Linked DNA regions of Mus musculus: regions 2, 3, 4, 5 and 6 are each linked to region 1. Evidence: chromatin loops called from intact Hi-C (ENCODE). Cell type or tissue: left cerebral cortex. All regions are shown on one strand.

What was found. Peaks named below come from ENCODE experiments on the same cell type or tissue, not always from the same donor. Only the 100,000 strongest peaks of a DNase experiment are listed, where the experiment ranks them.
Region 2: a loop joins it to region 1, with 5 times the contacts of the local background. A loop is called at or near these places in 18 of 42 quality-filtered maps.
Region 3: a loop joins it to region 1, with 2.3 times the contacts of the local background. A loop is called at or near these places in 7 of 42 quality-filtered maps.
Region 4: it touches region 1 in a loop (2.7-fold over the local background); 2 of 42 quality-filtered maps call a loop at or near these places.
Region 5: it touches region 1 in a loop (4-fold over the local background); 3 of 42 quality-filtered maps call a loop at or near these places.
Region 6: a loop joins it to region 1, with 2.6 times the contacts of the local background. A loop is called at or near these places in 2 of 42 quality-filtered maps.

The regions. Positions count from the first base shown.
Region 1 is chr2:68,468,400-68,473,399 of GRCm38, forward strand. Stk39 (serine/threonine kinase 39) reads right to left here and starts at 3,582. Exons shown (of 18, transcript NM_016866.2): 1 at 3,235-3,582. The coding sequence starts at 3,478. Gm13596 (a long non-coding RNA gene) reads left to right here and starts at 4,565. Exons shown (of 4, transcript XR_866392.3): 1 at 4,565-5,000. In left cerebral cortex, CTCF peaks have their summits at 509, 2,557 and 3,113; DNase peaks (open chromatin) are centred at 560, 1,246, 2,652, 3,060 and 1 more place; H3K4me3 peaks cover 2,364 bases; H3K27ac peaks cover 1,598 bases.
Region 2 is chr2:68,365,842-68,370,841 of GRCm38, forward strand. It overlaps Stk39 (serine/threonine kinase 39), which reads right to left. Exons shown (of 18, transcript NM_016866.2): 6 at 3,155-3,264; 7 at 2,556-2,657; 8 at 233-366. Among named protein-coding and RNA genes, the nearest start is that of Stk39, 100 kb to the right of the region's middle. In left cerebral cortex, no CTCF peak of the experiment used is centred here; a DNase peak (open chromatin) is centred at 2,308; H3K4me3 peaks cover 448 bases; H3K27ac peaks cover 1,016 bases.
Region 3 is chr2:68,409,562-68,414,561 of GRCm38, forward strand. Stk39 (serine/threonine kinase 39) reads right to left here. Exons shown (of 18, transcript NM_016866.2): 2 at 468-580. Among named protein-coding and RNA genes, the nearest start is that of Stk39, 60 kb to the right of the region's middle. In left cerebral cortex, no CTCF peak of the experiment used is centred here; DNase peaks (open chromatin) are centred at 1,919 and 2,812; H3K27ac peaks cover 2,563 bases.
Region 4 is chr2:68,741,724-68,746,723 of GRCm38, forward strand. It overlaps 4932414N04Rik (RIKEN cDNA 4932414N04 gene), which reads left to right. Exons shown (of 29, transcript NM_183113.3): 27 at 2,511-2,722; 28 at 3,654-3,864. Among named protein-coding and RNA genes, the nearest start is that of Gm36174, 78 kb to the right of the region's middle. In left cerebral cortex, a CTCF peak has its summit at 3,072; DNase peaks (open chromatin) are centred at 3,120 and 4,806.
Region 5 is chr2:68,560,965-68,565,964 of GRCm38, forward strand. No RefSeq gene overlaps it. Among named protein-coding and RNA genes, the nearest start is that of Gm36002, 19 kb to the right of the region's middle. In left cerebral cortex, a CTCF peak has its summit at 2,552 (motif pointing right); DNase peaks (open chromatin) are centred at 47 and 2,558.
Region 6 is chr2:68,754,150-68,759,149 of GRCm38, forward strand. No RefSeq gene overlaps it. Among named protein-coding and RNA genes, the nearest start is that of Gm36174, 66 kb to the right of the region's middle. In left cerebral cortex, a CTCF peak has its summit at 2,872 (motif pointing left); a DNase peak (open chromatin) is centred at 2,864.

The sequences.
Region 1 (5,000 bases):
TCCAAAGGCGAGGTCAGATGGGCAAAGTTGGAGATCACGAAGAGATCTGAAATTCTCCAAAGAACAGTTATTTGTCCAGAACCCAGAAACATCGGGCATGCCCTGAGCACGGGAACTCAATAATCCCGTGTGTCGCCCCTGTCTGGGCTCTACAGCTCCGTCCGGCAGACTGGACACTATTTCTAGGTCATGCCTAAACTTCTGAACCAGATTACGCCTAATAGCATTACAGTTTCTCTGTTGCTTTTACAACAGAACGGCAAGGCTCCACACAGACAAACTTTATTTTTAGACTTGGAAAATCCTGTCTTTGTTTTTTCTAAAACAGAAGAACTCAAATAACTGGACCTGGTCTGTTTGGGTTTTAGAAAGCTTAGCCGGTCCTAATCCCGAGGCCCTGTCCTGGACCCAGAAGGAAGTAGAAGAAAAGGTGTCTGTGCTTTGTGCCACGCTGGAAGGTGAAGCGCCCTGCCTCCCGGGGCTCCAGGCTCTGGCCCATCTGAGCCTCCTGCTGGTTGTGGTTCAAACTGCTGGAATGGCATCATAGGACACCTGCTGTATGGCAGGGAGAGGCACTGCTGTTGACTGGCATTGACTTTCAAACTGGTTTGGTATCTGTACTGCTAACTTCTTGAATATAGTGTTTAAGGCAAAGTGCTTAACCACGAATTTGCCCTGAATGGCTCAACCAGCACGGAAGGCTAAAGGGAGATAGCAAGCCCTTGTAGAACCCGGTTCCAGTCATTTGTCAATAATAGGGGTTTCCAAATACCCGTCTGTTAGGATGGGAAAATGTGAGATATATATAAAATCATAGAAAAGCTGAACAATGTGTAGAACCAGAAATGAAATTAGCAGGCCTTTCTGTTCTTGAATCCCCCAGGTAAATCTTTCCTCTTCACTAAAAATCAACCAACTATAATTAACACTGATGCCACAAGCAGAGAAGGCCTTGTAATTAATCCTACTTAAACTAAAAAGATTTTATTCCTTAACTCACAAAAGAAGCCAGCTCAAAATACTGTTCCCAGAGTCAAGGCTTACATTTTAACCCTAATGATTAACAATATGAGAATATAAATTAGTTGTATGTAAATTGCTCTGGATCCTAGGGAAAACTGTGTGGTGGGAGAGACCAACCAACTCAATTCAGAGTTGCTTACGGAAGGCAGCAGCAGGAATAACTCAGCACCTTACAAGCTCTTACTGGGACTTCAGTGCAGAATCAGCCAGTCTCTGCCATGCAGAGTATCTGTCTCCCTCCGTCTCCGAGCACTCCCTCAGCACATCCTACAGGATCATTCTCCCTTATCTCCTAACTCATCAGCACATGATTTAATCATGCCTGCCTGCATTGCCAACACATGCACAGAACCTAGAAGGCCCCAAGACTTGGTGAGCAATCAATAACAATGAGGATAGGGACTGCAGAGTAGACAAAGAAGGGGTCAGAAGGAGCCACTTAACATGTCCTGGGAGAAGTGTGAGCTTCTCCAAAGACATTCACTTTGTCCTTGGACGCTGAGCAAGACTGACTAGGTAAAGGTCCCTAGGAATGGTCCTGGTTCAGTCTTCAATATCAATACACATGTATGTATGTATGTATGTATGTATGTATGTATGTATATGCATGTCCATTGTGTGTGTGAGCATGGTAGGGAAGAGCCTGCAATGACAGCAATCAGCAATCACTGTGAGAATGCAAGAACTCAAGGAGCAGCAAAGAAGTTCAGAGTGAAGAGCCTTACATCCCAAGCTAAAATAGTTTTCACTGAGGACTCTGGGCTTTGAAAGCTCTTGGTGTTATTAAATCCTGACAGAAACGTCAAGATCCATCCCTGAAGAGTCTTTAGCTAAAAGTTATGAAAGATACTAGGAGAATTTTGTCTATAAATGTCTATAAAGACTATAAGCAGCCTTTGCATACCAAAGTACATAATTACTACACATATACACATTTCTGCCTATCAAACACACAAATAGATACATACATATATACATATATATGTATGTATATATTTATGTATATTTATGCATTGCTGGAAGTCTCATTCACACACGACATAAAAGGGGTTCCTTTGAGTGTCTAGTGAAATTATATTAATTATGTTAATTATAATTGTTCAAGGGAAAAATAGAGAAATCTTTTTTAAATGAAAGAAAAAGATAACTTGAATTTCCCCCCGTCCCCATCTTTAAATATCAAGATTATGAGCCAGCAACATCCCCAGTCCAGAGTTCATAAGGTTATATGATGGGGCCCACTTTGCCTGGCAGCATCGGTGAGGCACAAAACTTCTAAGTGAATGAACCTTTAGGTAAGGTTCTAAGCTAGAGGACACCACAAATATCCTGGCCCTACACGTGTTTGGCTCAAAGAAAAGTAACGCGGGCTTCTTGCCTTTCGACTTTGCCAGGTATTTAAAAATGTAAGATAAGATGGTATTAGTGAGCTGCCTAGGAGACACCGAAAGGCTGGGCGCGGATCGTGGACAGCCTCGAGTTTCACCCCAGCAGATCCTCCCGGAGCAGGGCAGAAGGCCAGCGCGGCCGCTCACCGGCCCCGGGGCTGGCAGCAGGCGGCGCGCCCGCAAGGAGGGAGGCAGGTACCGGGCGCACCGCGCGCAGAGCCGGGTTGCAGGGCGAGCATGCGGCGGCTGTCAGAAGAAGGCCAGCATCCTCCCTGGTCTGGGCAGGCGCCTGGGCCTCTGCCACTACTACGTGGCTGGGCTACCCACCGAGAGGTCATGGCAGGAGGCAGAGGCGCGGCTGCGCCCGCAGGGTCTCCCAGGACGCGTTTCACCCAGCACGGCGCGGGGGCGCGGAAGCCCAGGGCGGCGCCCCCGCATCCCCACCCCGCCCAGGCAGCCCATCCGCGTGGTCAGCGGCCACGAGCTGCGGCCCCAGGGCTCGAGGGGGGAGGAGGATGCGGCGTTACTGGGTTCCAGCTCCGCCGCCCCGGCGATCCGGGAGATAAAAGTTTGCAGCCTGCAGCTCGTCTGCAGTGCGAGTCACATCCGCCGCGCCACCTCCTGCAGCAGCCGCGCTCAGGGAAGGAAGGGACAAATTAAAAATTAAAAAAGACAATAAAATAACTGTTGAAGCCGGTAGGCCCCGAAGCCGGCCGCTCTGCCTCTGGGCGTGCAGGCAGGCAGGAGAACCGCATCCCGCACCCACTCCCGCCCAGTCTCGGCGCCCGGCCTGGACCGGCCCCGCAGCACCCTCCGCACTGACCGATAACCTCCTGGAGCTCGTACGCGTCCCTGCAGATGGGCCAGCCGACCGCCTGAGCTGCCGGGGCCGGGGCTGGAGCAGCAGCTGGAGCCGGGGCCGGGGCTGCGGACGCCGCCGGAGCCGGGGCCGGGGCCGGGGCTGGTGCTGATGTCGCGGCCGCCGGGGCCGTCGCCGCCGCCGCTGTCACCGGGGCCGCCTGCTGGGAAAGCTGGACGTGCACAGGCGAGCCGCTCGGCTCCGCCATGATGCTGCGGGAGGAGAGTGAGGGGACGCGCCGGCCGGCGGACGACCTTCCACTTGAAACTTCCCTAGCCTCGTCGCCCACACCTCTCGGCCGGCGCACGCCCTCCCCGTCCGCCGCAGCCGCCGCCGCCGCCGGAGCCTGCCACGAGGGGAGGGAGCCAGCCGGAGGCCGAGCGGGGCGGAGGGAGGAGGCTGCGCCGCGGAGGCGGGGACGGGAGGAGGCGGCGGCCGCCGCGCCCGCCGCGCGCCCCGATCCTCGCGCGCACGGTGCTCTCAGCGCCGAGGGGAACCGCCGCCCCCTCCCGCCCTGCTCGCCGCCAGGGAAGTTTCCACGCGCTGGGAGCCGGGCGGCTTCGGGGGGTGATTTCGGGGCTTGCCCCGCTCCCTTCCTGCCCTGCCGCGCCTCCGCCCTAGACAATCGCACTCTCCCGAAGAAGCCCCCCTGGGACTCCGAGGGCGGGGTCGTTGAACGGCTGCCAGATTCTCAGCCTGCTAACTCTCCCCGAGCGAGCGAAAGAACCTGGAGTTCTTTTACAAGTTAGCGAGGGAGACACCTACCTACACGGCGTCGGTTTTGTAGGACGCCGGTTAAAAAATAACCCAACTTGTAACTTTCCGGCGCTTTACCTGGCAGGAGCCCTTTCGCACCTTGCCTAATGAAATCGCCAGTGCTGCTCTGAAATGAAACCCGACTCCCTAAATCCCCGGCTTTCTCTTTTGTTCAAAGACACTTGGACCCTAGGAAGGTGATGTCAGGGGCAGTGAAGTTACAAGAAGTAGAGAGGAGAAAGGAGTGTAACAAAATCAGAGCGCAGGCCTAGCATGCTATGGTTCTATCCCCAGCACTTTTTATGTGCTTAAAACCATGCTCGGAGGTAAAGTGCCAGCTTAATACACTTAAGGTCCTTGGTTCGATACCAAGTACAAATGAATACATAAACAGTCACATTAACCCTTTAAGACCCTAAGGTCAGACAGCAAGTTTCTTGACAGAACACTATGAACCTACTGGGGCATAAATTAACTGCAATGGAAAGTTTTGAATAAATGCTGCTTTTTCAACACTCCCCAAATTACCTCATCTTTAAAATAGCTGTGGCAAAACCAGAGATTTTTCTAATTGCAGGTGTCACATTTGAATGTTCAACTCTCATCCCTCACAGAGGTGACCACTATTAAAAGATTCTTGTCTCAGGCTGGAATGGTACTCTGACTCAATAGGCGTATTCGTTATGTGGCTGACATTAGGCTGGCTGGTTCTCACGAGACAGCCAGGCTTGAGAAAGAACAAAGCACAGGAGAGCCATGAAACTCTTAAAGGGATAAAAATAAAAATCTCCTTAAACTCTTTAAAAAATAATTCAAAAGAAACTTAGACATTTGCTAGGAGAAAAACCAGTTGTCTGGCAAAAGCAATGACGTTAACTGTTTACTTAACCTCTTAGGGCACTATGGGACAGATGGATAAACTAGCAACTAGCATGACTTGCTCAAAGAGCTAATATTTATGCTGCTAAGAACTT
Region 2 (5,000 bases), 100 kb before region 1:
CTTCTTCTTCCCCCCTCACCCTCCTCCAGTCCTGCCCCCTCCCCCTAGTGCTACACCGGCTTCTCCCCCACCCCCACTCCCCACCCCCCACCCCCCCCCGCAGCCTCAGGCTTCCTCCCACTAACAGGATGGTGCACAGAGGCCAGACTTAATGTAGGTTCTTCTCATCCACAAACACAGCTTTGCGGAAACTCAAAGGCCGGCACTCGCTCCCACTCCAAAAGTGGCATACCTTTTGGAAGGATCTTTCTGAAGACACAGTGACAGTAACTTTCTGAAGGACTTGCCGTATTTTTTCATCATTTCTTTATCCTCTACACCAGTTTCTAAAGTGGGCGGGTCATTTTGCAAAGTCAGCATTAGCACCTGCAGCCAAAACAAAGGAGGAGCCGCCCTCTGTTGAATGACGGTGGAAGTTTCAGCGTTTCCACACAAAGCACTGCAGACGTGCTTCCCCCATGACTTTAATGGTCCTAAGGTCGCGTGCTGAAAGGGACACACTTTTCCTAGCATATCTGCCCACGCCCTCCTTATCCTTTGGGTTATTCTCAATGACAGAACTTATAAAATTTGTTCTGTGCGTTAAGAATGGTCTCTCAAAGCCACAGGAAAAAATCTTTCCTGGGAAGTCGCTGGCTCTCCCGGGACCTCAGGGAACACGTAGCTGCAGCACAGGCTGATTGGGAAAGAGTGGTGGTCAGGAGACAAAGGGACATTCAAGTGTGAAGGCCATTCATAAGCAAAGAACCTGATATACTCCCCCCCCACCCCCCATCCCCCACCCCCCCGCCCCCGCAACATATCAGCAGCAGCCCTAAAAATAAAGCCAGGGCTTCCCAGGAGGTAAAGGGAACACAACATGAGAAAACTGCTATAGGGGACTGGTTAAAAAAAATGAATAAGATACTGATGGTCGGGATCATAATCATAAGTTACAAAAAAAACTAAACAAAGTACAGTTTCAAGTCAAAAAGGAAATAATTCAACTTTCACACTAAGCGGAGCATTTATTTAAAAGCGAGTAGACTGTATAGCATGCTATTGACCTACAAAATGAATGAACCTCCTTAATGCATAAATCAGGCCTAATTTATGCAAATGCTCTATGTGTCAAGACTCCTTTGGAAGACTTTGAGGCGTGTGAATAGATGGATGTTAAAAGTGACTGTTGTCTGTGAAGACAACAGCCAGAAGGAGAATGTGGCTTCCTGTGAGCTCCTGAAAGAAGTTCCCGGTGAGCGACAAGCTGGGATTAACAAGTGCCTCTCCAGACTCATGTGGGAAAAACAGGGGAGACCGGGAGACAAAGAAACAGAGAACATAAATGATGGATAAAGGATGAGGTTCTCGAGTTCCTCTGGTATATGTTCCATTAAAAAAAAAAAATCTCTTCTATGTTTTACATGTCAACGTCAAATTTTCTGCTTAAAAAAGATCATCAAGAGGTGCACATACATGCATTGAGTATATCATTGACATTTTAACTATATTAAAATCTTAGACAGAAATAGGCATAAAACAGGGTGTGGGGCGTACACTCAGCAATACTATCTGCTCTGCCTGAGGAAGTCCTGGGAAAACCATTAAAAAAAATAGGGTTTATTTTTTGTTTTGTTTTGTTTTGTTTTGAAGTAGGAAAGTAACACCACTAAAACATTAACAGAGATCATTTGTTCTTTGCTCTTTCTATTGGCACTATGAAGTTTCCTACAATAAGAAAGTACATGGAGGTGCGGGTGGGGGTGGGGGGCGGGGGAGTTTGGAAAACAAACAGGGTTCAATCCCAAACCTCACATTCCCTAAGCACTGGCTCTATCCCTAGGCTCCACCCCCACTGCACATTTTATAAACACCGCTAGAGTTAGTGGATCTATTTATGAACAGATTTCTGTCCTTTTAAAATTTCTAAAGACGAAAAGTTGAAAAATAAAACCAGCATAGACCAGAGTTTTGATGAAACATCTTCATCATTTGCCCTGAACAACGGCAGCCTCAAGACAAAGTCTACTTGGGGGAAATTAGAAACGCTGCCGCTATCTCAGAGGTAGAGCAGATAGGAGAATAACAAAAACCTGAAAATAGTACCCAAAGTATATGGTGCCTCAAAACACCGTGACTCACTCCATCAGATGAGCCACAACACCACGCTCTGGGCGCGGGCTCAAAATGGAATAGACGATCTTTATTTTCGAAAGAAAAAAGGAAGCAGCCTGGGACCCATCTGCAAATGGAACAGCCCTCACTCTAATACACTCTTAGACCGTGCTGGGAGACCTAAGATCATCCTGCTCTTTCAGGAGTCGGTAAGGCAGAGGCAGGCAGCTAGCTGCTCGACACTGCACTGAGGCAGAGCGCCTGGCATGCACCAGTTCTGTCAACTCAGCACTAGAGAACGTGAGTCAGCCTTCAACTTGGCCGAATTCCCCCGAAAACCCTCACAAGTCTAAGCAAAAAATAAGCATGTTCAGGAGATCTGAAGAAGCTATGCCCCCCCATCCCCACCCTCCACCAACCCATCACAGTCCCAACCCTACGAGTCTCCCCAGCGTCATTACTTTCATTGGAGGGTATTTGTGGTAAGGCGCTGCTCCGGTTGCTAATTCAATGGCAGTTATTCCAAAACTCCACATATCAGCCTTGAAGTCATAGCCTCTCACCTAAAAAGGAAAAAGAAGATGAAGAAAACAAATCACTCACAATCATGTAGCAGGCCTGTTACACATCAGTACATCTACTACTGTGTCAGATAGCCAAAGCTGTTTATAAAATGTCAGTGTGGCTTGCTAAGGGCTAGCTAGCAATCAGGAATTTAAATCTACACTGTATGTATGACATGTTCTACGATAATAATTGATTGAAATGAAATATTAACACCTGCATGCAGTGCATCAGATCTGTGTTATGTTAGATTAATTAGACACATTCAATATAGCTATATTAGCCAGGCGTTGTGGCACACGCCTTTAATCCCAGCACTTGGGAGGCAGAGGCAGGCGGATTTCTGAGTTCGAGGCCAGCCTGGTCTACAAAGTGAGTTCCAGGACAGCCAGGGCTACACAGAGAAACCCTGTCTCGAAAAAAAAAAAAAAAAAAAAAAGCTATATTAGTGATATGTATTCCTGTACTATAACAACCAAGGTAATATTTTTTTTACCTGTTCCATGACTTCAGGGGCCATCCAACATGGGGTACCAACAAATGTTTTTCTGACTTTATTCCGTGTAACATCACCCCCTGTGGCTAAGAATGCGCTTACTCCAAAATCTGAAAACAACAACAACAACAAAAAATCCACCTTATTTTATGTTCCACGTGGCTCATCAATTCTGATATCAATTCCCATCTCTCCCTGCTGAGCCCTAGGTAGTGATGGATGGGCTGTAAACACACTCGTGGAGCGTCTCAGAAATATGCCAGGCTTGCCCTGCTGTCTGCCACCTGCCATTCTCTACCCTGCAGAGCATGCTATCAGAGGCCATGGGCCAGGCAAGCTCACCAAACCATAGGATGTTTTCTACTAAACAGGTACAAAAAGTCGCCGTTTCCTTTAATTGCACTGAAAACATAAACACATTTCAAAATCCCAGAATAGAAAATGTCTTGGGTTTTATCTAAACTCTTTTGAAGTAAGAGCAGTATGTAATAGAGTTATCTTTATATTTTATTGTGGTTTTTTAGCCCATTTAATTCTAAGTTACCAATGTCCAAATGTTAATTTTACAAAGAAAAAAAAAAGAATTCATCCCATACCATCATGTCCTAGACTAAATAGTATATATTAATACCTTGGCCAAAATCATACAAGCACGCCAACATATCAGGTGCCCAACGCTCACAACAAGCTTAAGTTTGTCCTTAAGCAAGTGGCTGCTCAAAGGAAGGGCTGAGTCAGCAAAGACTGGTTCCCTCCCCGCTCCCCCTTTGTTCCCTTAGTGTTTCCTGGATAATTTTCATTAAGTGTGGATGGAATGATATGTAGAATTAAATGTATCTCTTACTCTACTTCATTGATTAGGTACATGTGTGTGTGAGGACGTGTGTCTGTGTGTGTGCCTGCTTGTGTTGTGCACTTAAGTTTATCCAGTGTAGGAGTGTATGCACATGCTGTACTTGTGGAGGTCAGAGGTCACTTGTCAGAGTTGCTTCTCATCTTCCACAGTATCAAGGCTGCTTCTGCAGTGCTAGAGACTACAGCTCCCTGGCAAGCCGCAGACTTGCAAGCTTTCCTCACTGGGATCTTCCTATGGGGCTCTCAACCGTGACTTCCAGCGATCAGACTCATATCCTTCAGGCTTAGGAGACAATCACTTTTACCCAGGGAGCTGTCACACTGGCCAAAAACATCAAACTCTTCCCAAAACCCATTGCGTATTAGAAATTTGGTGTGTGAGATTACTTTGGTATACTAGATATGCATATAGACCAATCTGCAAAAGTAACTTCTATAGCTGACAGCAGTGAACAGCTGCTGCTTATTAATGCATGCATCCTCATTTACATTTTTGCATATTGAGTAAAAGCAAGTTATAAATTAAGGTGCCAACTACTCAGGACTAGAATACTTACTTCTTGCGTAACAGTCACATCAAGAATCCCCAGAGAGTGAAGTGGTAGATAGAAAGGTCAGAGTGTAGCAATACATGCCTTTAACCCCAACACTTGGAGGCACAGGCCAGCCAGGGCTACATAGTAAGACTCTGTCTGCCAAAAAAGGGTGCAAGCCAACACACATCGCAGGATACTCTGCAGTATGATCATGGCAACGCTGCTCTGACCGGATTCTCTTCTGCTGGTTCCCTTTGTTGACTGTCAGGACTTACAAAGAACTACCTCAAGTACAAACCCACACCAAGGGCATATGGGGGTTTGCTTTAGACCTCCGGCACTGTTGCACAGCAGCATAATTTAGTAAGACTGTAACTAGCCCCATAAGTACAAATATGTTGGCTTTAGTTACAGTTAAACATATTCATCTCCCAGCAGGACATCAGTTACAAGCA
Region 3 (5,000 bases), 59 kb before region 1:
AACAAGCTCCAACTATTTCTGTAAGTGCTTCATTTCAGAGAGGAAATAGAAGGTAAGCATTTGAGAGTATCAAACGTGTCAACAACTGAAATGGAGTCTACCATACATTACAAAAGAAAACTCAATTCATATGTGGTTTTGTAACTTATAAAAGCACAAATGAGCAAAAGGTACATTTGGAAGAATTCACAGCTATGTCATGAACTCTTAGAGAAGGGCCAGAAGAAACCAGACATCAGACTCTGGAGTTAGAAACCACATGACCTCAGGGCGGAGCATACAATGTGCATGGAGTGTCACACTGAGACCACTGGAACTGCGCAGACCCAACACTGCAATCAACACTATTAATCATAGATCATACCCAGGGGAGAAGAAAGGGGTGCGGCTCATACCCACCCATCCCCATCCCACAAGCCCCAGGTCAGGGAGAGCAAGCGCTAGGAGTCTCCTCCCCTTATACTCACCAGGAGTTCATCCATACTCGTCTGGCATTTTTCCAAGTTGATCCGCTTTATGGCTACGCGTTCTTGCCTGGGTTTGCATAGGGCTGCCTGAACCACCGCAGTTGCTCCGCTGCCTGAAACAAAATAAAGAGGAAATCGGCTCTCATACACCGCACTGATATACTGCTGCCTATGCATCTCTTTCTTAAGTGCCTGTAATTTAAGTCTTTCACTGGAGGTGTTCAAAATGTTACCAGTGGCATCTTCAAAGAGTCCCTGAAGTCCTACAATAAGTATCCAGAGGAGAAATGGGGGGATTTGGGTGTTTCCAGGTGTTTCTCTTAGGACATGGGGACCAGCAGGATGAGTACAACTCTGCTTGAAATGGTGATAGCCCTTGGGTCCAGACTCACTTCAACTACACTTATATCCCAGACTCTTCCTCTACTTCAATGCAACCCAAGCCAGCCAGTCCTGCCTGGGCTACTTCAGGACTTCCATCGGGTCCTGAGTCTTAGCATCCTGAACACTCCTGGTGGGGGTGGGGGTGGGGGTGGGGGTCAGCTCTTGCTCTACAACTAGGAAAAACAAAACAAAACAAAACAAAAAGAAAAAAAAACAAACAGAAATCCGCCCTAGGATGCTCTTGTTTAAAACACAGCTCTTAAGGATGCCAAGCGAAATAATGCCAATCTGCTAACAAAAGCTCTTGGCATTCCTGGGAATTTCATATTTTTTAAGGTCTCTTGATCATCATTAGCTAATGCACTTAAAATTCCTAAAAGGCGGAGCCATGCTGTTATCCAAATTTTATAAGAACGGAACGTAGAGGGGTAATGATTTGTAGCACACCACTGAGAGCTTCTAATCAGATTTATATCCCACCAAGCCAAAAGATCCCTCAAGCAAGGCATCTTAACTCTGCAGATAATACCAAAAATGGCACTCCAATCACATAAATTATTTCCCAACCCCACATATCCAATAAAAGAAACACAGCCTAAACGTAGGACTACACAAAAGGGTACATATGTGACTCTCTAACCTTCATCTGGGAGAGCTGATTTAGGAACAATGTGCCCTCCACAGCCCCGTCAGCTGGGACCTAGGAACCTGAAAGATCAGCCTAGTACCCTCCATGTTCTCTGCCTTCAAGGCTCCCACACATAGGAGCCCAACCTGTGTCAACCCCATGTGCTGAGCACCCACAGCACAGTAGCACTTTAGCCATAAAACGAAAAGCGTGTGCATCTTTATTATCAGCCTCATTTTATATGTGAGAAAACGGGGAACCTGGCAAAGCTGCCCCAGGTCACATAGCTAATATGTAAGTATGGGCTGGGATCTGAGTCAGTGTGCCAGACGCCCACGTCTGTGTTCTTTGTCTACTTCCCACAAGCCGGAGCACAGCCTGCCCTTCCTTGCTTGTGTCGGCCTTGCCAGGAAAATATTTCTTCAATACTAAATAGCTCAACCAAAGAGAACCACCCTGCAGGAAAGGTGCAAGTGAGCCTCCCTTTCAGGAGCAGGGATAGAACCGTTGTGTGACAGGGCTTTTCCCAGAATAAGAGACTGTCAGTGAAGGGAGCCTTGGAGAAAGCGCAAAGTAGCTGGTTAGCAGTGAGCCTGAAACCCAGCAGAGACATCCACAGTTTAACTAGCTGCTGGCATGGGCCCGATCACTCTGACGTCAATTTCCATTTTCCTCTCTCCCACCCTTAATACAGTCTCCAGTATTTTCAAATCAGAGCAATTGAAGAAGGAAAAGCAGGCCAGCTCCCATCAAGGCCTGAACAGGTGAATATAACATCAGGTTCCCTCCCAACAGCCCTTGGCTTACAACTTCAGGCTGAGATTCCCACTAATACATTCACGAATGCGGTCACAAATAAGGATTCTCCAATGAGGAAGAAGTGGGAAGTCTCCTGCTTTATAGTGAGCATCTTACTGGTTAGAAAGACAGCCAGCTAAAGAATAATGACTTTTATCTCAGACAGGAAATATGAAGCTCTATGGCAGAAGCCCACTGCCATAAGGAATAGTCCTCCCTCCATAATAGAAGAACGTAGGCCTAAGACCCCAGAGCAAGGCATGCCGGTTAGTGTGTGTGTATGAGAGAGAGAGAGAGAGAGAGAGAGAGAGAGAGAGAGAGAGAGAGAGAGAGAGAGAGAGAGAGAGAGAATGTGTTTGTTTGTTTGTTTGTTTGGTTGGTTGGTTGGTTGGTTGGTTGGCTTGTTCCAGATTGCCAGCCAGGATACACTAGTGGGTCGTGGATTCAGTTTTTCGGTGGGTGGAGGCCTTCCTTCTGAAGCTTCTCTTCAGAATATAACTTGCCAGAGAGAGCTGAGAACAGCTTTGTGCGGCTTTGGTTTGAAGCATGTTCTACTGTGAGTCGTGATCTAAACTTGGAAGCTGCTGTAAGAGACTGAAGAGTCCCAGGGCTAAAGGAAGCCTATGCTTTGACGGGGAGGCAGAAGTGACCTGACAATTTTTCCAAGGGCCATTTAGAATGAATGAGAAGACAGTTTTGCTTTAAGGAGCTTTATGTACTTTGCTGAACAGATTAAAGGGAAGCCTGAAAAGGTAGGCTTGGAGATCCAGTAAATAAGCAAGCGTTAGAATGTGTAGTGGAAGCAAGTGAAGGGTTAAACAGAGCCTTTCCTTAATGCTGAACTATGACTCACTAACATTTGACGGTGTGTTTCTAAGAACTAGCATCCTGGGGATTAGAGAGCCTTGAACATTTTTCATTTTATTCCAGACACCCATCCATCATGAGTTAAAATGTTCTCTAGGATGGTGGCCCATGTGCCAGACTAAGAAAGTTATGTATTCCCATCTTGTCAGGATGTTTTAAGTCAATGTAGATTTTTTTTCTGGTAACTTTCTGGTAATTCCAGGCAAAGAACCACTTCTAAGTTTTAGATAGAAATTATGGTGATTGCAGCCAGAGGCAGGGTTTCCTTGAATTCATTACCAAGGTACAGGTCTGTCTTTGTGGGCATGTGTTCTCATTTCCTCATTCCTACTGTTGCTTGAACTGAAGCAATCACCAGAAAACTCCATAGCTGCATTCACACGTCAAGTTACCCAAAGGAATACATCCTGGATATGTAATTCTAGTGTCATAACTTTGGATTTCGACAAGTATTTAAGAAACTAACACAGAATCCAGTGCTTCTTCTGTTAAAAGAAGAAAGGAAATCAGAGACTGGGATGCAAATTTCACCTTCAACACTAGCAACCGTTTTAGTGTGGGTCTCCTGTGACTCCTCAGTCAGCCATCAGCACCTTGTTCCTTCGTACTTACCTCAGAGGTATCCATTACATGAACCAACATTCACAGAGCCTAATACCGTAACAACCCCCTAAAACACCACTCCCTGGCAACCTCATTTCAAGGAATAGGCTTAACAGCCACAGGAAAACACTGATATTAATTCTTCACTTACATGAATTCATCGGCAAAACTGAACAGTAACTAAAGTTCTGTTGAGTGGCAAGCAATTCACTAGGTGATAGAAGTCCAAAGGTGGCTGCTCCTGATACAAGCTGGATAAATCTTTCATTTTGATCATTTCCTATGCAGAATAAAAGACGAGATCGGTAGCTACAGAAGCCTGAACTTTTACTACAGATTAAAACACATATGGTAAGGTCCCAAAGCACGATAAATTTAGAGAAAGGGCCTCTTAGGAGCATAGAAATCAGAGGTGCATCAGGGATGACAATTAGCATCACTGGAATTGCCGAGGAAGAATTCACTCTCCTCTCTCCTTACTCAGAGAAAAGGTCTGCAAACGAGGGAGACAGAATCCCAGAAATCCCGGTGGACAGTACCTGGAACTGTGCTGTCTAGCCTCCTGAACTATGGAAGTAAATTTTAGTTTGTGCTTGTTACAGCAGCCCCAGAACACTGACACAAAGCCATTCAATGTCTATTCTAAGCCACTCTGCCACTGACACCTATGGTGAACGCCATGCTAATTACAAGTTCTGACCTAGTTAAGTCTATAACCAGAGGCAAGAATCACCTGAAGTGCCTTTGGTAAATCACTACAGTTTCCATATCATAGCTTAGCAAGATCTTTTAAAATGAGGTTAGACGAATGTCTTAGTCACTGTTCTATTACTGTGAAGGGAGGAACACATGACCAAGGCAATGCTTAAAAAGAAAGCATTTAATTGGGGGATTGCTTATGATTAAGAAACTGAGAACCATGACAGCGAGCATTAGCTGAGAGCTTTACATCCTGATCTGCAAGCAGCAAGCAGAGGTGAATTGGGGGTGGGGGTGGGGGGTTAGGGGGCAGGCAGACAGACAGAGATAGACAGAGAGACAGAGACAGATAGCGGCATTCAGGCTGGCCTATGCTTTTGAAACCTTAATGCTCTCCACAGTGACACACCTCCTCCAACACGCCATACCTACTCCAACAAGGCCACACCTCCTAATCCTTCCCAAACAGTTCCACTAACTGGAGACCAAACATGCAAACATATGAGCCTCTGAGACCATTCTCATTCAGACCACCCCAAATAAGAGTCTACTCA
Region 4 (5,000 bases), 270 kb after region 1:
TGTATACATTTTAAAACTCCTTGGAGACTGCATTTACAACAAATAATCACTTGAGTCATGAGGTATTTATATTTATTCTGATGCATATCTTTATAGGCATATGGAAATTAAATCTTAGAAAACTACCATTGACTCATGTCATTACAGGTAAACTTTGGAAGGTATTGGCTCTGATTTTTAACGGGTGTTGTTAGGGCTCAGGTTCATAGTAGTCTCAATATATTTCCCTAGCATCCCATGTTTGACATCATATTGAGTATCTAATGCATATGCCTACAGTTAAGGAAATCTGAGAACACATTTTTCCCTGGGAAAGCTTTTTATGAAATCTGTACATTTGCTAAACCAAAGAGAATAGAAAAAATGTCTTTAATGGCTGTCTCATTTATCACATACTGATTTCAATTTTTTTCAGTGTGATTACTACTGCATAATCTTATAATAAAATAATCTCTCTCTCTCTCTCTCTCTCTCTCTCTCTCTCTCTCTCATTTTGAGACATGGTTTTGCTTTGTAGTCCTGGCTGTCCTGGAATTCACTCTGTAGACCAGGCTGGCCTTAAAGTTAGAGATTCACCTGCCTCTGCCTCCTGAGTGCTGGGATTAGAGGCGTGTGTCATGACTACCACTAAAAGTAATTTTGTTAATCAAGTATTTCAATTGTCAAAATGGAGGAATCTTTGGGGTTTTTTTCCCTTGTTTTTACTTGAAATGATGATGACTCAATGATGAGCTATATAAAGTCTTCAAATCACAACCAATGTGAAAATATGAATTCTGTTTCTCCTATGCAGTCTCATGAGTATATATTCCTACATCCTCTGGGATTCCAAGAGGAATCTTGCCAATGAAATACATAATTAAAATATCTATTTTTTTCAGAACTCCAATTCATTTTTTATTAATAGTTCTTTATATTGTTCTACAATTTAATTGTGACAAATAACACTTGTTGCATATTTATTAATGGGAATTTAGTGTATTTAATAATTTCTTTGATTAAAGTCTTAGAATGAAAACTGACAAGAAATCTTTTTACTTGGCAGTTCTGGTGACTAATGGTTTTATGTTGCTTCTCACTAGCATTGTCATTAATAAGTTACTCTTACTTACTATGGGCTTCTTTAAAAGAGACTAAATTCTATAATATCTTCAGAGCCATCATTTGCCAATTTATTTTAATTACCCAAATTTAGTGGATTAAACAATAATCATTATGTTTCACAATCTCCAGTTTGAGAAAAATCTTGAAAAGGTCAGATCCTCTCTTCTCCACTGACATTTGATTAAAAACAGTTAGAATGGGAGGGTAGAATCCCATGTAGTATATTTCCAACATGTCTGCTTTCTCTGCATGTTGCTGTTGGATGCTGAGGAATTTGATTTGCAGTAGGGTGGTAGAACACCCATGTGGGAACACCTATACTTTCCTTGTAGATTGAGGAAAGTATTTATTCTGCTTACACTTCCTATCCAGTCTCATGACTCTATGCTGCTTATCACCAAAGGAAGTCAGGACAGGAACTCAAACAGGACAGGAAATTGGAGGCAGGAGCTGATGCAGAGGCCATGGAGGAGTGCTGCTTATTGAATTGCTCCTCATTGGCTTGCTTGGCCTGCTTTCTTATAGAACTCAGGACCACTAGCCCAGAGATGGCTCCACCCACCATGGTCTGAGCCTTCCCTGACTGATCACTAATTGAGAAAATGCTCTACAGCTGGATCTCATAAAGGCATTTCCTCAACTGAGGCTCCTTCCTCTCTGATGACTCTAGCTTGTGTCAAGTTGACACACAAAACCAAACAGTACAAATATTAAAGAATGATAGGTCTTTAAACTACTGTTATGAAATGTCTTCTGTTCAAAATTTATATAATTCTCACCCTTGAAAATTATGCCCATTTCCACTCAACCCTGTCAAATAATCAGTTATTATGGGTGAAGCAAACTATAATTTACAAATTCAAAGACATTTCCTTGTTCACTGTGAGGGCTGTGTGGAGGACAGAGAGGGCAGATCACACGTGTGGTGACTTGGTTAGGATGGAAGGAGCTCACTCCCTAAGGACACGCTTCAGTTCATTTCGATCCCAGCTCAGTTAACAATTGTTCCTGGAGGTGATCCTTCTCCATCCCCCCTCTGCAGTGTCTTGTAGCTTACGTGTAACGGCCATTCCCTTTCACATGGCTTTTGCATCATTTTTCTCCATTGGTCTTTATGACCTTCAGGTCAGTCTTTCTGAAGCACATATGGCTTTATATTATAGGTCCAGAGAATAACATATTTTGAAAATGATTTTAATTTAAATTATTCTTTCTTCATGTGTTTCACTCATTCTGTCATTTTTTTCCAAAAATACCTAATTCCATGGCAATAACATGAGAGTGATTTTAAGCTGTAGTATTCACATATTTAAATATTCAGAATCACTGGCCTGAAACTATAGAAAGCAAGCACATACATGTATTGTTAGCACAATTTAAATACATATATTTTAAATCTTTTTCAGGTAAGAGAAGAAAATCAGCAAACTTCTTATGACAAAGTAGGACACCATAATGCCTCACGCATAAAGCCACAGAAAGCCACACTTTCAACCCTACAGTCCAAACACCCAGAAGTAACTCATCAAGCCTCGTGTAAAGCAGAACCAAAACGCTATGAGGAGCCACATCCTGAAAGGATACAGATGACAAGCCCATTAACTTATGACCAACTCAAGTAAGTAATATATGTATATATACATATGTGTGTGTCTGAGAAATAATTATCATTGAAAGACATTCATGATGTTTTATGACGTGAAATCAAGCTAAAGAATATAATTATGGAAACTAATGTTTATAAATGAGCTTTTAAAAAATTGCTCAAAGTAGTTTCTCTTATTGCCCAAGTTCGGGTTGCATGGCACTTTCCACCCAATTCCTTTATACTGTATCTCTTTTGTAGCATGAGTTTTTAAATAGCTATTGTTTATGATACCTGAGTTCAGGGGTCTAGTAGTACTAGAGCTACACCAGGGCCACATTCCAATGCTTTGTTAATTAACTCTCAACTGTGTTACTTGGTGTCCCCACTAGAGGGCTTGTACAGATAGAGGGTTTTCCTATGGTTTTCTGCTCTGTGTGAAGTCATGAGGAGAAGGTTACCATGAAGGTAAAGACAACCATAATTTAAAAGTGGTTAAAACAGTTTCATGCTCATTGGGAAGGCGGTGTGGAGACAGAATGGCTGGGCCACACCTATGGTGCGTTGTTGAGTGGGAGATGAGCCGTCTGAGAAGCTGCTTCAGTTTGTTTTAGCTTGGATTAGAAAAAAAAAGAGTTATCCCAGACATCATCTACACAGTTCCTTGGCAATTACAAGTATTTCTAATCACACCATCAAAAATCTTAGAGTAGGGCCATTCCAACAGAAACCTGCAAAGCCACACATCAGCGACAGTCACTTCTTGCTTTGTTTGGTTTCCTTTGTAGTTTGGAATCCAGACATATAGTTCTTTCCAGTTCCACTTTAAATCACAACCATACAAAGTTACAATGTTTAGACCTTGTTAGGTGAAAAGTCATTTACTCCCCCACCCCGACCCCATTTTTAAGGCGTCCTACAAGGGAAAATGAGGCACTTATGCTTGCCTTTGGCATCTTCACAGGTCTAAGGACAGGCAAGATGAGTCTGTGAGGAGGAACTTTGTTAAAATGGAGGCTTATAGTTCTGTGCTAAACACGTATACAACGACAAGCCCTGCTCCAGGGTTTGGATCTGGACAGTGCTGCAACAGTTTGGAACACAGCAGAAGTTTCACGCCGCCAATCTCCAGGCCATGGCGTTTTGTGGAGAGTGTGGATAGCTACCTATGCAGGGTCAGTGGCGCTACCCCTTTTGATTATGCTTTCATTTGTCTGTCATAACTCTTGCTTTTAATTTGGTGATGTAATTTACATATCTTAAATTAATATCACAATTGTGTGTCAATATAGAAAATCAATTTTACACATTTATAAATCCTCAGAGCTTTCACTTTCAGCAAATAACTTTTTCTTAATTTGAATCAATACATGTGACTGCCGAAGCATGCCGAACTGTCTTTAAAGGCTGTAGGGAAACTAAGTTTAATATTTTTTCTGTGGTCACAGGAAGACTTAAAAAGGGATTGATTGGCTAAGATCCTAATTAACTTTGCTTTAGCTCAAGTTCAGGGTATTCCCCCAACACCCCAAGCTTGACATCTAAACGATTACTCTTGTGTGAACGTTTCAAGTTTAAAGGAATCTGAGAGAAATGCTTTTTATGAAGGGTCTATACCTACAAAGTCAAGGAAAGCTAAGAATATTCCCTTAATTTCTGTCTTAATTACCACATGTTGATTTCAGGTTTGGTTCAATGTAATCACTACTGTACACTCTTTAATATCATGAAGGTGATTTTCTTAAGCCAGATAGGATGTTTCAAAGTGCAGTTCGTTAACTTTGTGTACCTTGCCCTCAATCGGGGGATTTGGAGCTAAGATTACAGTTCTATAATTCCTTTCGATCGCTACTTCCTTAAAAACCCAAATTGTATTTTTCCTATCCCCAGTCTCATGTGTGATCCATGCTATCTCCACTTCCTTTGCAGTTGAAATAGGAATGATTTTTTAATCTAAAAATATGGAAAGCTTTTTTTAAGATTACAACTTATTTCTTTTTGAAAAATATTCATGCTGCTGCAAACATGGACATAGTCATTTTAGGGGAATTTAACATTTCCTAGAATTTTTGTTCTAGTTTGTTTTGGCTTTTTGAGACAGGTTTTCTCTGTGTAGCCCTGACTATCTGGAGACCAAGCTGGCCTCAAAATCAGAGAGATCCACCTACCTCTGCCTCCCAAGTGCTGGGATTAAAAACATGCACCACAACTACTGGGCTGTTACAATTTTTATTTTTAATTTTTTATTAAAGTTTCAGTAACTGTCTGTGTATCAAAACCTATTGCAATGGTCACACAGATGTCCCTTGCA
Region 5 (5,000 bases), 93 kb after region 1:
CCTCAGGGAGGGGCTGCTGTGGAGGGTGGAGGAATGATTCAGACAGTGTTTAAAAACAGCCCTCACTTGCACAAATAGAAAGCCAGTGCCAGCTCTGACATAACAGCTCCTCTTCCCTACAATTTTCTTCTTGTTCTCTCCCCCATCCTTTATCTACCAGACTCCTTAGTATTTATTTTAACACGACATTATCTCTACAAAATGCCCAGAAGTTATTGTGCTGCTTCAGGGTAGGAACGGCCCCCATTTTCATGTTCCCTTCAGTCCTAGTTAATGGCGGGTGTCTGACCATTAGCATCTGATGTCAGACACTCCAGTTGGCCATTCTCTCCTTTCTCAACACAAGAGGCCCACCATATGGAAATTAATAACAGATCATCAGTGATTCCATACGATCTTGCTCTGAACCTTTCTGTCATGTGGCATTGCTTCGGTGACAAAAACCTTTCCAACAAAATAATACATATGAAGGATTTGAAGTGCCTTGGCTTACTGACAAAAGTTCCTATCTATTTTTAAAGTTAACAACAAAGTGAACTTTAAATGCATGTCTATTTTAAAGCACACAAAATTTTGTTTAATGACATGTAGACAGAAGAATACCTTGTGTATATACTTAATTCAAATACATTAAATCAAACTTTTCTTACTCTAAGTCCTGGCTACCTTAAGTCACTCTAGACTGGAATCTCAGATATTTGTTAACTGCTCAGAGTGTTCCTTGATGGTCTTTCCTCAGTGTAAAGAGCAGTGAGTTGATGGTAGACTCCAGCAACTCCAGTAACTGAAGTCCACATGGGCACTGCCTACTGTAGCTGCCCACAGAGGGATCTGCACAGAGCAAAGTCAGGCAGCCTCACATTGAGGTGAGGACCTGTCTCATCCCCAGCCTCCCATACAGATGCTCACACGTGAGATACCGTGGGCCACACGGAGAATGTTCTGGGAGCTTCAGTTTCAGATGCTCTGTGTTCTGTGTTTCCCCAGACCTAAACTAAGGAAGAGTTTCTCAAGGAGACACCTGCTCCCACTGCCATCTTTGTGTTCATCCTCTTTGGAGATGAAGCTCAACAGAGACAACTAACCTGGACCCATGGGGCTCTCAGAGTCTGAATCACCAACCAAAGAACAAACAAGGGCTAGACCTAGGCCTCACCTCTCATATGTAGCAGACGTGTATCTCGTTTTCACGTGAGTCCTGGACAACTGGAACGGGGGCTATCTCAAAAGCTGTTGCTGGTCTGTGGAATATGGTCTTCTAGCTGGGCTGCCTTGTCTGGCCTCAGTGAGAGAGGAAGCGCCTAACCCCACAGAGGGATGAAGCGAGAAGGTGGGCTGGGTGGGATACCAGGGAGTACTCCACCCACTCAGAGGAGAAGGGGAGGAGGATGGGAGGATTGTAGAAGGGGGTGACAGGAAGGGGAGTGAGATGTAAAGTGAATAGGTAAAAAAAATTCATTAAAAAAAGAAGAAGCTGAGTGTGGGAATATGGAAGAGCAGATGTGGTGCTGGAGAAAATGGAAACACTTGATTCCTGACCTTTAAATCTAGGTTCCTGGAAATGGACTCTGCCATAATTTAGTGCTGTCTGTAAGGCATCCTCCCTAAGGCTTACCCTGGATGCTTTATTGCCATAATAATTATAGTCATTTTTATTTATTGCTCCTTGTATGCCTAATTGCTATAAAGCACAATAAAATTATGCACACCATCCAACATATCATATTAACTAAGATTTTATTCCATTTTTTAACCAGATTACATTCATTCCCAGTTGCATGTTGTTATTTGTGTAGCTCAGTTCTGTAAAACTTTAACAGAGAAAAGCCATTCTCAGAAGCTAAATCAAAGTAGGGAACCTTAGGAGCAACTACAGGAAATTGAGTTTCGTTTATCTATGTAAAACCATTTGAGTTTCAAGAATCCTCTTTCCGATTTTCTTTTTTTTTTTTTTTTTTTTTTTTTTTTTAATGCTTCTCCATGGGCCTGGCAGGAGACGCTCTTCTTTGGTAGGATTCTGAGCTTATGTGGTCTGATTTCAATTTTTTTTTCTCAAAAGTATTTGACTAACCTGACTTAGTTCACTATATCTAGTGCAACTAGCTGTGGATAGTTCGTGGGAGACATCAATGAGAAAAAGCAGGAAGAATTTGTAAGGTGGTAGGGTTGGGTGACATTGATGAAACTCTTGGAGCCTGTCAGTAGAGCAGCAGAAGGAATGGTGCACAGACCTTATCCCATAGAGTCACAAAGACTGACAGCAGAGACCTGTGTAAATAAAATTCATCATTATTAAGATTACCTCCTGGGTCATTAAGTCTTTTGGATTTGTTTGCTTTTTACTTTGTTTGAGGATTTTTGATCTTGTGTCATCACAAAATATATACAATACACATAAATATCTATGCAAAAATTTTGGAGACTTTCAGGAAAATAGGTCAAAGAACTTTCATTTATTTATGTTGTCCCAAACGCTGACCAAAGGGTACTTCCACATATGCGACCCTGTTTGGACAACCTTTGAAATTTGGCATGTAATATTTTAAGAATCCAGCAGAGGGCAGGCCTCTCAAACGTAAATGCTTTGTGCCAGGGTGATCCAAGTGGGTTACCAAGAGCTGATTGTTGCTTAGGTAGAAGCTGTTGGCTTTCAGAGATCAGTGTTACTCTTAAGAAGTTAAAAGTAAGGAAATACTGTTAAGCCCTAGATGAATTCATGGTTGTGCAGCCACAGGTTTTGTTTTTTTTTCTCTCTCTTCTCTCAGTTTCAGTTTTTGCTTTTACTTCAAACCCTCTATCAACTTTCCCACTTCTTTGCCCCATTATGACAACCTACCCTCAGACTTGCCAACTTTAGATGCCCCAGTACAGGGGAACGCCAGGGCCAAAAAGGGGAAGTGGGTGGGTAGGGGATGGGGGTGGGTGGGTATGGGAGACCTTTGGGATAGCATTGAAAATGTAAACGAGGAAAATAACTAATAAAAAAATAAAAAAAAAAAAGAAAATAAAGCATTGCAAACAAATGATCAAACAAAAAAAAAACCACCCACAAAATCAAAGTCTTAAGGAATTGTTTCTCTCTGAGGACATGAGTGTGATGTCAGTCCAAAGACAACTTCAGTTGCCAAGACGTAAGTTAGGACAAGTGGGGACCGAGTGCTTTAAAGAAAGGATATTGAACGTGGACAGATCTGCCTTTGGATTTTTTTTTCTTTGTTTCAAGACACTGCTAGCTCCATAAGCCGTTGGTAGTTCTGTGGCTCTGGGGGAGTTACTAAATAGTGTTCTCTTCGATTAGGAAAGCCGGATAACCTGCTTTAGAGCTCCCCAGGACAAAGAGAACAGCTGTATGAGTAGCGTCTAACATCGGGCACAGAAAACACCTTCAATGTGATTATCATAATAAATACCTTATTCCAGTGATATTACACTCATTCATTATCACAGGCATATGAGCCTATATTGCTTTATTATTACCCTTTTCATAATGGCCCACCCTCTCTCACATGACAGGCAGTCTCTGGGGGCATCACTGTAAGATCTGAACTGTAGGAAGAGGGCACGTTTTTTTTCATGGGGAGCTGATACATTAAGAGCAAGTATGGAAGGAAAAGGGCCAACATGGAGACTGGTCTGCTCTCTTATGGAAATTAGTTGATGGAGCTGGAGCTATTGAAACCGGAACATATCCCGTCTGTGGGAAATGTAAGAGCTGTGTTTATATATGTGAAGAAATCGGATCCAGAGGGTCTAGACACGAGGCTAATGCTGCAGAGCAATTGGGCTTTGTTTTCGGCTGTTAGCTGCCAAGGAGAGTCTCTGCCCCCACCTCAGCTTATGTCTATTTCTCAGCAAGGGGGTTCTTGAAGCTAATGTAGTGACAGGCTGAGGTTGTTTCTTAAGGGAGCTTATGAGTCCAGAAAAGACACAAAAAGGTCCCGAGTCAGTGACACAATTTCCTAATTTGTCCTTCCCTCTTAGCAGAATGCTTGAAGGAACCAGGCTTTCTTCAAGAGGTAGCTGTTGGCCTTTCTGCTTGGATGAGAAGGTGCCCTGGGTCTCTGAAGCCCAGGAACCACACAGTTTTGAGGTAGGACAGTGTCCCAAAGGAAAAGCATCCTGAGACAGGAGAGTCCCGGAACCACATAGCTCTAAGAGGAAGCCTCCTCAGCAGAGGCTGTGCAGCTCTCAGGGGAGCGGATCCCCAGCTGGGCTCTGGAGCTTCGGAGCCTCAGCTCCGCGCCTTCTCTTTGCTTCTTTTCTTCTCTTCATTGCTTCTTGTCGTCTTCCGAGACTCACACCAGGCATGAAATCTCATAAAAGAGATTTATTGGAGGTACCAGGGTTCCTCTGCTCATAGAAGGTTCCTATGCTCCAAGGAAGCACGGTGCTTATACAGCGGCTTTGGCAGGGTGTGTGACACTTTCTTGGGTGGAGATTTCTAGGGTGAGGATCGGTGGGATTTCAAGTTCTGAGCTTAGGGGATTGGTGGACTTTCCTGTTCAAGGATTGGTGGGTTTTTGTGAGACGTTCAGGGATTGGTGGGTTTTCCTATTCAGGGATTGGTGGCTTTTATTCAAACCTTTCTCCTAAAATTAGCATGCCTTTTGGGAGGGTCCTGTTGAGGGGTTGGAGATGACCTTTGTGACAGTTACAGAGGCTGTACCGTCCTTATGACAGTTAGATCTGGGGGAGGGGCCTGGCTTCTGGAGCTCCTGGGGTGAGGTGGCAGGGATGGCCATTTTACTGCCTTGAAGGTGTACAAAGTTTACAAAGTTTACAAAGGGAGTCCACAGAAGGGAAAGCCTTTCCTGCCGCTTGAGTGGCTTGAATATCCCATAGTAGAAGTTTGTGATACACAGCACCCTGCAGGTCTAAGCCTCTTCTGCCTGGCCTGAGCATAATAACATAAGCCCTGTGTTACTAAAGCTGGCAACCTCCACCTTCAGTGGCTGCAGCAGACACACACAACTGTTTAGCCCCAGTGGACTGCATCCAGC
Region 6 (5,000 bases), 290 kb after region 1:
TATTTGTTAGTACCAGAAGTTACAATGAGTATCCTTTGGGAATCTTTTGGGTCCTAGGATATCAAGTCCTCTGTAAGTAGAGACATGCTGACTATTTCTGTTCAATCTTGGAAGTATTTACTATGGTCCTTGTTTAATTTATCTAGCTAGAATTTCAAATACTATGTAAACCCCAGAGGTAAAAGTAGACATTTAGAAAGATGTGGATTTTGCAGAGAGCTTTGAGACTTTAGTGTCATAAAAAATGTGCATATAAATGATGCAAATAATTAGCATTATGTGTATTTCACAATATTTTTTCAAAATCAAATGGAGTAAATGATAAATGATAATAAATATAACAGTACCAGATAAAGACCCAGTGAAGGCAAATGCTTTTGCAGCATATTAAGGGAGAAGTGAAAAACTGGATGTGTTTTGAATAACCAGAAAAGTGACAAGCCACTGTCATTGGGTTGGACACTGCCTTACAAATCCATTTGTAGTGAGAAAGCCAAGGCTCTGATTACATTTCCTCCCCCACCCCTTTCTGTCCCCAAACTAAGATCCAGTCTGGATTTATTAACCCAATACTCACATCTAACCTAAACCATTATCTAGACCAAGAAAGCAACATGAGTATTCAACATCACCAGTGTGCTCACAGTTGTCCTACATTCTTCTAGATCCTCTGAAGGAGCTCCAAAGAGATAAGCCACATGAAGGGACTCAACCTATTGCTGAAGTAACATTACCTTTCTTTGAGATATTTGTGTGGTGTTCTTGGATTCTGTCCTCTCTAATCAAGTTTCGGCATGTCAATCTGAACATGTGTATTACATAGGACATATACAATTTCCTTTGTGGAGGAAGATCAGAGAATGCTTGTTATATACTGATACCTGAATCAAGAGGGCATTCATATATGTTTCCTTACCTATAAAAGCAGGAAAGTGAATATTCCTTTACTGGCATATTTTCCTGATTGGAAAATAACATATTGTATTGGGGTCCATAGAACAAGCTTGTGATCACTGTTATTTGAGAAATGAAAGCAAAAGGACCATAATTTCCAGACTTGCCTGCCTTCAGCCCATGTTCAAGACCAGCATGGGACCCTTTCTTAGAAAGAAATGGTTGGGGATATATCTGAGTGGTGAAGCACTGACTAACACAAACAAAACTCTACGTTCAATTCCAGTACCACCTAATGTGCTTGAATTATAGTAAAAAACGTGTGTGTGTGTGTGTGTGTGTGTGTGTGTGTGTGTGTGTGTGTGTGTGTAGGATTAGCATGTAGAGTTAACAGGACTTATGACTTTCAGCAATGAGATTGGGCTTTGGTGTGTGGTTTACTGCAAATGCATGATGGATGACTGATTTTTACTAGCCCTTTTCCTGTATTTGAAGAAATAGAATTAGATGTAATGGTAAAAGTTAGATACTTAGATGTGACTTGTTTCACCTAGTGACGTAGCATTTGGCACAGTAAGAGGCAAGCATAAATCTGTTTTAGTGTCCATACAAGGGTACTTTTACTGTTTGCTCTGAGCATACCAGATTCCAATCTAAGGTAAGATCAAGGTGTTTCCCCTTGTTTAATACTAGACATGATGGTAGTCACATTGTGACTTGCTAAGGCTTAGAATTTTTTTTGTTTCATATACATTCATGTTTTAACATTTATACCCATGAAAGTATATTTATCCAAAGGGTGTCTAGTCACTGCTGTCCTAGATGACTTGTTTTTGTGTCTCTGTCTATCTGAAGCAGCTCTGTCCTTCTGTCTAACCAGTATTGCCCCACAATTTATCAGAAAGCTTCTCCAAGCCTCTCATACCTTGATTTGGTTTAGCCTGGGTTGAAGTTTAGAGCAGAATGAGTACATTATTTTTATCAACGCCTTCCATCAAAATACATGAACCACAATTACCTACTTCTTTATTATGGTCTATAAATACCGCAGAAATTTCATTTTTCACTATAGATTTGAGTTTACATGTTGAAAAGGGTCCATCCCTCAGAAGGCTCCTGCCTGAGGCAGTGGCCATGCCCTGGTTCAGGTCTGAGAGCCCACTTGGGGTCTTTGGCCTTGGAGACAACCATAACGGAGTTTTCCCAGACACTGTGGCTCAGCCAAGGACTGGTTCCGGAGCCCAAGAAGGTACAGGTCCATCCACACTTCAGAGGAGTATCTACATGCCAGTGTCATGGCTGCACTGTCCCCTAGACACCCCAGCTCCTAGGCTACTGCACAACCTGAGCCAGAAATTAGTGGTCACTGTGGCAGCTGCAGTCCCTGGCATTCCTGTATGGAGCATGCTAAGATGAAAGCCACATGCCCCTCTGATACCCAGGTTCGTGTGGAATCTTGTAACTGCAGGAGCCTCTGGATGAAATGGAAACCTAACACAGAAGCTCTGGAATGCATCTATAGGGTTTCCGGGGCAGAATCTGAGGGCACAGGAATCGCATGCCTGGGAACTGGGCTGGATCTCAGTTGTGAGGCTATCCTGGAGCCCCTAGTCCACATTCAGAACTTTGCGGGGGGGGGGGATAAAGGCTCACAGGACAGTTTTCAGGGCTCTAAGAATCAACAACAGCCTTAGACCTCCCAGGGAAAGACACACACACACACACACACACACACACACACACACAGTTCTAGCAAGCTGGAACTTGGCTAGGGACTGGGATCTTTTCGGAGAACATGGAGGATACAAACATTTCCTGTCTTCCTCATTTCAAACCTACCCTGAGGTCCTTCCAAGAAGACTCTAGTCTAAGAGGAAGGTCAATGACTCAGTAAGTATCCCATTCTCCTAGTCCGCTACAGTAAGATGGGAGAAACAGGACCAAAATTATGCCTGTGCTGCCCTCTGCTGCTCTTTCTGAGATCTGTCACCGTGTAATTCTCTGTTGTCTGTCCTCAGTGAGTCCTGCTTTGTGACAGAGGGCTGACCTTTGGAGACAGAGCTGCATCCCCTTCCCCCTCCCCGCCCACTTAGTACCTTGTCGACTTTAAATATTTGGACTACTTTAAAGCTTTCTGGACTACGTGCAGAGAATATATTCTGAAGAACTCTGTATGTGTTCTAGGTTTCTAGGCAGGCCCTGTGGGATGGGGTCAGGGCTGAGTGAGACCTGATGTTCGAGGAGTTCAAAAAAAGAGCAAAGCTATTCCAGTAGAATGGAAAAGTCAGCATAGAGAAGGGATAAGAATATGTTTTGAAGGATGGATTGGAAGAGGCTGGCACAGAGAGGCTATTTCAGCTGGTGAGTGACATGCAAAAGCTCCACAAAGTGAGCCACTGCCAGGGTGGCAGGGGCAGAAGGAGCAGGCTATGGATATGGAGGGAGTTGAGTTCTATGGTGTAGTAGCAGGGAACCACGGAAGGCTTTAGATCAGAGGTAACATGGAATGTAGAAGAACGAGGACCAGCTTTCCATGTGACATCTACTTATCATCCTGACGGGATGGGAGATGTCACAGATGTGAATATCACTAGCTCTAACCTTAACCCCTTCCCCAGACCCCTATCTAGTCACTTGGAGACACTGCTGGAGTTGTTAGTGTCTGTTCCAAGACCTTGACACTAAAAATTTTTCATGGTTAATATTTCAAACTCGGTTTATTGAGACAAAAGTTCAAAGCTCTATTATGCCCTTTAAAATGAGGCTTAAACCTTTCTTATGTTCTACCACCACCTCCTCACTCAATGCACCTCTCCCATAGACATCTTTCCTGACTTCTGCAGGTACTCCAAGTCTAACACAAAACTCATGATTCAAAGCTGGGAGTCACATATGCACATGCAGTATTTGCATCATTTGGTATAAGTGTTACAGAAAAAGAGGAAGAATAGAAGGAAGAGAAGAAGAAAAGAAGAAGAAGAAGGAGGAGGAGAAGAAGAAGAAGAAGAAGAAGAAGAAGAAGAAGAAGAAGAAGAAGAAGAAGAAGAAGAGGAGGAGGAGGAGGAGGAGGAGGAAGGAGGAAAAAGAGGAAGAAGGGGAGGAGGGGGAGGAGAGGGGGAGTAGCAACAACAATTTGAGGGAGAGTACAGGCAGAGAGGCAGGGGCATCTGAACTTAGGACATGAACAGCAGACTGAATTGGCCATGGGAAGAGAAGGTAAAGGGGAGAGGGACAGAAAGTATCCAGGAACAGTGGCCAAGAAGCAAAAAGGCAAAAGATAAAAGGGGGAAACAAGTGTTTAACCAAAATGGTTAGGTTATGAAGGGAAGAGCAGCTGGGGAAAGGGTAACCAAGACTCTGGGCTGGAGAAGGGGAGGGAGGGAGCAGGGCATGCCAGCCAGGTGGAGCCAGAGTCCACTTAGATGTGCTCATAGATGCCTCAGTTAGTTCTCTGTCCTGAGTTTGAGAACTAACACTTTTCTGTTTCGTCCTTTACCTTCGATTTTCATGATTTCATTTTTCTTTGCAGCTGAATGGAATTCCATCGTATCTACGTACACAGTGTTCTTATCCGTTCATCAGTCTGTCTGTGGACTTCTAGGTTAACTGCTTTTCCTAGTTTTAGTAAATAGAGGTAGAAGGAACATGAATATGCAAGCATATTCTCTGTGCTAGGATATAGAGTCTTTGGGGAATATGTCTAGGGTGCTATAGCTGGGTCACATGGTAGTTTTACTTCTAGGGGAGGGTTTTTTTTTCGTTTGTGTTTAAAACATCTAGACTGATTTCCAAGATGGCTCCACGGGTTTACATTCCCACCAACAGTGTGTGAGAGTCGATAAGGAGTCCTCTCAAGTCAGGGCAAACTAAAAAGTCGGTTAACTGCAGGGACAGAGCACATGCCAATTTTAAGAGGGAGGAAGGGAGGAAGCTGCCTTCCTACCAGAAGTGGAATGGATCCAAGGTGGGCCTCCAGTGGCCTAATCTGCATCTTGCACTGGACAATAAGAAAACCAGGCCAGGCGGTGGTAGCACATGCCTTTAATCCCAGCACTCGGGAGGCAGAGGCAGGCGGATTTCTGAGTTTGAGGCCAGCCTGGTCTACA